Regions from separate parts of the Homo sapiens genome. Here region 1 is linked to region 2. Evidence: chromatin contacts called from ENCODE Hi-C or POLR2A ChIA-PET data. All regions are on one chromosome and are shown on one strand. Each heading gives the region's core, a stretch centred on a gene start or an enhancer-like site at or near the end of the contact. The rest is flanking DNA. Distances are from core to core; before and after follow the strand shown.

Region 1 (3,624 bases), core at 945-3,444, 6.5 Mb before region 2:
GAAACATACTTGGATGGGCGAGGTGGCTCATGCCTATAATCCCAGGACTTTAGGAGGCTGAGACGGGTGGATCACCTGAGGTCAGGAGTTCGAGACCAGCCTGACCAATATGATGAAACCCCGTCTCTACTGAAAATACAAAAACAGCCAGGTGTAGTGGCATGCGCCTGTAATCCCAGCTACTAAGGAGGCTGAGACAGGAGAATCGCTTGAACCCGGGAGGCGGAGGTTGCAGTGAGCCGAGATCAGGCCATTGCACTCTAGCCTGGACAAAAGCGAAACTCCGTCTCAAAAAAACAAAAACAAACAAACAAAAAAAACCATAGTACATCCAAAACATCACTTCGCCATGTAATCAACAAAAGATTATTGGTAGTTTACACACTCTGTTATACTAAGTTTTTGAAATCCAGTGTCTTATACCACCTCAATTCATACCAGCACCACTTCAAATGCTCAGTGGCCAGTTGTGGCTGGTGGCTGCCATACTGAATAAGTGTTCAGAACCTTAACCTAGTGCCTGGCTGGTGGACCAGCAGTACTGACAAGACCTGGGAACTCTTCAAAAATGCAGAATCCCATGCCCCACCCCAGACCTACAGAATCAGAACCTACAGTTTGGCCGGGCGCAGTGGCTCACCCCTGTAATCCCAGCACTTTGGGAAGGCAGATCACTTGCGGTCAGGAGTTCAAGACCAGCCTGGCCAACATGGTGAAACCTTGTCTCTACTAAAAATACAAAAATTAGCCGGGCGTGGTGGTGCTCGCCTGTAATCCCAGCTACTTGGGAGGCGGAGGCAGGAGAATCACTTGAACCCTAGAGGCGGAGGTTGCAGTGAGCCATGATCAAACCATTGCACTGTAGCCTGGAAGACAGAGCGAGACGCCATCTCAAAAAAAAAAAAAAAAAAAAGCTGGCCGGGCGCGGTGGCTCACGCCTGTAATCCCAGCACTTTGGGAGACCGAGTTGGGAGGATCACGAGGTTAGGAGATCGAGACCATCCTGGCTAACACGGTGAAACCCCGTCTCTATTGAACATACAAAAAATTAGCCGGGCATGGGGGCGGGCGCCTGTAGTCCCAGCTACTCGGGAGGCTGAGGCAGGAGAATGGCGTGAACCCGGAAGGCGGGGCTTGCACTGAACCGAGATCGCGCCACTGCACTCCAGCCTGGGCGACAGAGCGAGACTCAGTCTCAAAAACAAAAACAAAAAATTAGCTGGGCGCCTGTAATCCCAGCTACTCGGGAGGCTGAGGCAGGAGAATCCCTTGAACCCAGGAGGCCGAGGTTGCAGTGAGCCGGGATCGCGCCACTGCACTTCAGCCTGGGTGAGAGTGAGACTCCATCGCAAAAAAAAAAGCTACATTTTAACAATCCCCCGCCCCCATCCCTGCAGGAACTCCGGTGCTAATTAAAGTGTGAGTAGGGCAGTTCCAGGGCAGAGGGCAGAGATTTTCAATCAGCAAGGCACATTGGGATCATACGGGGATTTTCACAAGACACAGATTCCCCAGTCCCACCTCCACCCAAGCCAACTCAATTCAGAATGGGGGAGAGGAAAGATGAAAAGGAGGAGGAGGATCTGGACTTTTTTTTGGTGCTCAGGTGTTAAGGCATAAGCAGGGTTGAGAACGTCTCATTTAGAGGGGTTAAGAGCGTATTGGGTAGGTGGAGAGGAACGCGGGGGGCGATGGTGGAGAGGTTATAATGGGTATGGGGATAGATAAGGGGATGCCGTGGGGGTGCAGACACACTAGAGGGGACCCGAGGGCGGCGATAGGGCTTTAGGGGTACAAGATGGAGGGATGTAGGGGGACGGGGGTGGACGATGCAAGTTTGCGCCTGGAGCACTCACGCACCGAGGCCCCCGACGACGAAGGACACGACCAGCACTGGCTCCTTGTCCCAGGCATTCTTGAGGAAGGCGCCGACTCCTGAAGGGGTGGCAAGAAGCGTCACCCCTGCAAGTAGCTGCCCCCGGTGACCTCTAACCCTCTCGTGCCACCCCTGCCCTGGAGGAGCCCCCTCGTGACTTCTGCGTTCCCCTCCAGCACGGACCCCATCGCTTCCACCCCTGCCCTGCCGCACCTCAGTCCCAGGACCGCCCAGAGGTTCCCAGAACTACCCGAGCCCCGTGCGCCACCGGCACCTGCACTTACTCGCAGCCATCTTTGTCTCCGCGGCGGCGACAGCGGCGAGGACGCGGAGCACCCTGGGAGTTGTGGTCCCTATGCGCGAGAACCCGCTCCCAGGGCTGCGCGTGCGCCCTGGAGCACAAGTAGAGGCGAAAGCAAGGACGCGGAGCACTCTGGGAGTTGTGGTCCCTCTGTGCGACGGCCCGCTTTCGGAGCCTGCGCGTGCGCACTCGCGCAGAACAAAGATGGAGCCGTGGAGGTAAAGGAAGTGGTGTCAGGAGCAAGCGCAAGCCTGACTTTGCGGACCTGCGTGGAATCTCCTTAGTCTCAGCCTAGAAGTCGCTCCGGAGTGACTAGTCCTCCTGCTGCGACCCACCTAAGGCGGAACAAAATAGTCCCCATTTTATAGTTTATGTATGAAAGCCCATTTTACAGACGAAGAAACTGAGCCCGGGAGAAGGTGAATGACTAACCTGTCCTTCGAGGTCTCAGCTCAACATCGGCTCGTCCTGGAAGCGCTAGGTCTCATCCCAGATGGGTTAGGAGCTTTCTGCGGGCTCTCACAGTGCTCTGTTACCGCCATTATAGCTCAGATCACTTAAGAAACTGACCTGGTCTGGGCCAGGCGCGGTGGCTCACGCCTGTAATCCCAGCACTTTGGGAGGCCGAGGCGGGCGGATCACGAGGTCAGGAGATCTAGACCATCCTGGCTAACATGGTGAAACCCTGTCTCTACTTAAAAATACAACACAAATTAGCCGGGCGTGGTGGTGGGCGCCCGTAGTCCCAGCTACTGGGGAGGCTAAGGCAGGAGAATGGCGTGAACCCGGGAGGCGGAGCTTGCAGTGAGCCGAGATCACACCACTGCACTCCAGCCTGGGCGACAGAGCGAGACTCCGTCTCAAAAAAAAAGAAACTGACCTGGTCTTGGTCTTTCAGTCGGACTGGTAGCTGCTGCTTGAGAGCAGTAACGGAGTCTGAGTTCCCTCTGTGCCTGCCAACATGGCACAGCGAGGGTCTGGCACGTAATAGGTTCTAATTTTTTTTTTTTTCTTCTGAGATTGAGTCTAGCTCTGTCGCCCAGGCTGGAGTGCAATGGCGCGATCTCGGCTCACAGCAACCTCCGACTCCCGAGTTCAAGCGATTCTCCTGCCTCAGCCTCCTGAATAGCTGGGATTACAGGCGCGCGCCTCCACAGCCGGCTAATTTTTCTTTTTTAGGAGAGACGGGGGTTTCTCCATGTTGGTCAGGCTGGTCTCGAACTTCCCGACCTCAGGTGATCCACCCGCCTTGGCCTCCCAAAGTGCTGGGATTACAGGCGTGAACAACCGCGCCCGGCCTAGAGGGGCTAATTTTTATCTATCTATCTATCTAACACAGTATCACACCAAGAGCCTGGCACATAATAGGTGCTAATTTTTCTCTGTCAACCAATCTATCAATCGATCAATTAATCACAGCAAGGGCCTGGCACATAATTGGTGTTAA
Region 2 (3,803 bases), core at 1,077-3,576:
TGTTATTAATATTTCCATCTTGAGCGGGGAGCTATGAGGGAAGGCAAGGGAGGTCAACATGTCCCAAAAGTCCTACCAGTGCATGGGAAGGGGGTGCTTCCTGAGTTGTCTTCCCATTTTCTCATGACCCAGGGCAGGTCAGAGTTGACAATACCCCCCACACCCACCCCAGGTGCTGGGAGAGGTTAAAAGCACAGAGAGCTTATCATGAATCTCAGGCCTTGATGCCTTGGATGTTTCTAGTTTCCCTTTCAAGTGCCCTCCGTAAAGAGGTGTAAGAGAAAGGCACCCCTAGATCTGTATTATACTATGGGGTGGGTAGGTAGGTGTGTGTGTGGGGGGGGGGTGACAAAAGGGGACGATGGTCAGGACATGGGCCTGGGCACAGACTGCAGCCCACCAGGATGGGGACACCAGAGAGCTAGGACCTGTCACCTGGGCCTCCCCGGGAGAGCTGACACCGCGGCCTCTGACCCCACCTCCCGGGAAGTTCAGCTGCTCAGAACCACAAAGCAAAACAAAGGGGCGCGGAGAGGAAGAAGCCGCAGTGCCTCCCAATCACCGCCGGCGCCCGAGCCCGAGCCTAGCTCTCCCGCGGCTCCTTGCCCGGTCCTCCCGGCTGGCCGCGCACCAAGGCCCAAGCAGCCCCTGGTCCCTCGTCTCCCCGCGGCCGCCCGTGACAGGAGTCGGGGAAGCAGACGAGGGGCAGCCAGGGATGGGAAAACCAGATGGCTCCATCCCTCCTCCCTCCTCCTCCATCCCTCCCTCCGGGTGCCCGCGGCCTGGCTGCCCTCCGCAGGGGCCCGGGGAGGCCGCAGGCCCAGCTCGTCCGGGCTCACCCCGGGGAAAGGGCTGCCTTTGTCTAAAGGTCACCACCCGAGCGCGGTGCCCCGGCCGGGCCTGGTGCCTCCCGTTCCCAGGCCGAGGGGTAGGAGATGGGGGGCCGCCCCGAACCTCGGGAAGTGACAGGAGGCGCTCACCCCCCCCACCCCCGTAACGGCCCCCTCCGGGATGAGCCTCAGCTGGGGGTGGGGGAGGGGGTCACCTCCCTCTATTGCCGGGGGCTGGGGGTCAAGTCAACTCCTTTCATTGTTTAGGGGCGGTGCGAAGGGGGGAGCCCCGGTGGCCTCCTTCCCCATCCATCCCTCCCCAGCTTTCCAGGGCCCCCCACTGTCCGCGACACCCACGGGAGGGATTTGGGGAGGGGGCGCAGGGGCCGAGCGAGGCGGGGAGATGCAGGCTCTCCGCCTCCGGCCGGGAGATCACCGCCCGCTGCCCGGTGGCCTTCGCCTTCCCCGAAAGGCGGGGAGCGGGGCGAGGGGAGGGGGCCGGGACGGGGAGGGGGTCTCCGCGCCCCTCCCCCCGTGGAACGTTAGGTCTCCTCTCTCCGCCGCTCCATTGTATCCCCGGCAGCCGGCGGGAGGGCCGGGGAGGCACTGGGCGCCGGGTCTGGGCAGGGAAGCCGGTTGGGGGGGGGTCCCCATAGGATCGGGGCGGCGGCGGTGGTGGAAGAGACGCGGGGCTGGGGGTGCCGGTGGCGGTGGGCGCCGAGCAGGAAAAAAAAAAAAAAAAAAAAAAGGAGGCAGCGGGCGCTGCGCCCCGGCTGGGGGGCTGAGTGTGAGAGTGTCGCGGGGGTGGGTTCGGCCCCGGCTCCGGCTCCCCCCACACACACCCTCGCCGCCAACCCCCACTCCCCCCTCGCTTTTGCGCCCTGTCACAGCCCCGACTCGCAGGTAGAGAGAGTTAAGAGATTTAAAGAGAAATTGCTACATTGTGAGAAACTCACCCTGATGTTTGAGCAGCCGTCGGCGCGGGGTCTCCGAGACGGCCCCGCACGGGCTGCAAAGGGAGGACCCAGAAGGGGCCGGCCGGCCGGGCCGGTCAGCGCACTGCCTGATCGCATGGCGGCCGCTCGGCAGCCGCTGCCGGGCCCCCGCCGCCGCCCCGCGCCCAGGCCCGCGCGCCCCGGGCCCGCGCCCGTTCCGGGGAGCGCCCCTCGGGTATGCAAAAAAAAAAAAAATTTTTTTTAATTAAATGCAAACGGAAAAAAAAAAAAAAAAACCTCTCAGGTTTTGTGTTCCGCCCCCCACCCCCTTCCTCCTCCTCCTCCTCCTCCTCTTCCCTCCGCCCTCGCCGGAGGAGGGGCTTCAGGAATCCCCGCCCCGCGTCCGGGCGGACCAGCCCCGGCCCCGCCAGGCCGAGCGGCGGGACCCGGAGCCAATGGGAGGCTGCGGACGTCCGGGGACTGGGCCCTCCGCGCCGGCGCCGCCCCCGCCCCCAGCCCCAGTCCCGGGGGTTCAGGGGCGCGCCTGCTCGAGCTCGGGTGTAGTTTGTCGACTGCCTCGAGCCCTGATCCGGATGCTGGGGCGCGGGGGAGCTGAAGGGATCCGCGCTCCCAGACCGCCGGTCCGGCTGGGGAGGGGGCGCCGTGCGTCCTGGGCGCGTCCCCTGAGGCGGAGGACGGTCGTCCGGCGGGAGGACGCGTCCAGGGGGAGCGCCGCAGGTCCGAAAAGATAGCGGGAGTCGAGGATGAAGGAAATGGAGGGGATGGAGGGGAGTTCCCCCCGGAGGTGGGACCGCGCCGGAGCCCAGAGTTGGAGCCTGACAGGGTGGAAGGCGGCGGGGACTTCGGGGTGACAGGCCGGGACCCCAGGCGTGGCTCGATCACTCACCCTAGCTGGTCTCCGTCGAGCCACGGCGGCGCCGGGGAGGCGGGTCGGGCCTGCCTCGGAGCCTGTCCCCGGCCGCTCTGGCCGCGCTGATGGGATTCCCAGAAGCCCCAGGACGCCGCGGTGGTGTCGGGTCCGTTTCCGCCCCACCAGGCCGTAAACGCCCTGCTGGCGGGACACGGATTCACGCGTTGCCCTTAGCGAGCGCTTGGTGAGCGCCCACTGTGTGCGCTGCGCAGTGCTGGGGGCCCAGTGGGGACACAGAGCCCCCGGACCTGCCCTCCCGATGCTTGCAGCCCAGGGAGATTTATACTTTGTTTTAGTCCCTTCTGCCTCCCCAGTGCCCTAGAAAAGCTCGTGCACACAGTAGGTGAATGCGGGTTGAATAAATGAGTAATCGAGACAGATTGTGATTTTGTTGTTGTTGTGTTATATTTTGTTTTGTTTTGAGACGGAGTTTCGCTCTTTCGCCCAGGCTGGAGTGCAGTGGCACGATCTAGGCTCACCGCAACCTCCGTCCCCTGGGTTCAAGCTATTCTCGGCCTCCCAAAGTGCCCGGCCTCTGTTTTTTTAAGCCTTAACATGTGTTCTAGTATCTTGGCGGTACTACCCATAATATTTACTTCAACGTATTTTTTTTTTTTATAATTTATCGGCCAGGCGCAGTGGCTCACACCTGTAATCCCAACACTTTGGGAGGCCGAGGAGGGTAGATCACCTGAGGTCAGGAGTTCGAGACCAGCCTGGCCAACATGGTGAAACCCCTTCTCTACTAATAATACAAAACTTAGCTGGGTGTGGTGGTGCACGCCTGTAATCCCAGCTGCTTGGGAGGCTGAGGCAGGAGAATCGCTTGAATCCGGAAGGCAGAGGTTGCAGTGAGCCGAGATCACACCATTGCACTCCAGCCTGGGCGACAAGAGGGAAACTCTGTCTCAAAAATAGTAATAATAATAATAATTTATCCAGCCTGGGCAACATAGCGAGACCCTGTCCAAACAAAAATTAGCCCAGCATGGTGGTGTGTGCTTGTACTCCCAGCTACTTGGGAGGCTGAGGCAGGAGGATCGCTTGAGTCCAGGAAGTCGAGGTTGTAGTTCCCCATAGTCATGCCACTGCACTCCAGTCTGGGAG

The links. A loop is a pair of places that touch in the nucleus more often than their neighbours do. ChIA-PET counts read pairs that join two places held with the same protein, here RNA polymerase II (POLR2A). Pooled maps may share reads with other maps.
Region 1: a loop to region 2 is called in a pooled map, with 4 times the contacts of the local background. The contact joins the promoter of NDUFA3 here to the promoter of BICRA-AS2 in region 2. A Hi-C loop is called at or near these places in 1 of 50 pooled maps. POLR2A ChIA-PET finds 5 or more read pairs at or near these places in 2 of 52 experiments (activated CD8-positive, alpha-beta memory T cell and activated naive CD8-positive, alpha-beta T cell).

What each region holds. Positions count from the first base shown.
Region 1 is chr19:54,101,425-54,105,048 of GRCh38, reverse strand. It overlaps NDUFA3 (NADH:ubiquinone oxidoreductase subunit A3), which reads right to left and starts at 2,194. Exons shown (of 4, transcript NM_004542.4): 1 at 2,161-2,194; 2 at 1,861-1,935. The coding sequence starts at 2,170. RefSeq lists an enhancer at 1,429-2,405.
Region 2 is chr19:47,607,152-47,610,954 of GRCh38, reverse strand. It overlaps BICRA-AS2 (BICRA antisense RNA 2), which reads left to right and starts at 2,326. Exons shown (of 1, transcript NR_186352.1): 1 at 2,326-3,082. It overlaps BICRA (BRD4 interacting chromatin remodeling complex associated protein), which reads right to left and starts at 1,821. Exons shown (of 15, transcript NM_001394372.1): 1 at 1,787-1,821. RefSeq lists silencers at 1,637-1,706, 1,777-1,826, 1,887-1,936, 2,047-2,426, 2,487-2,566 and 4 more.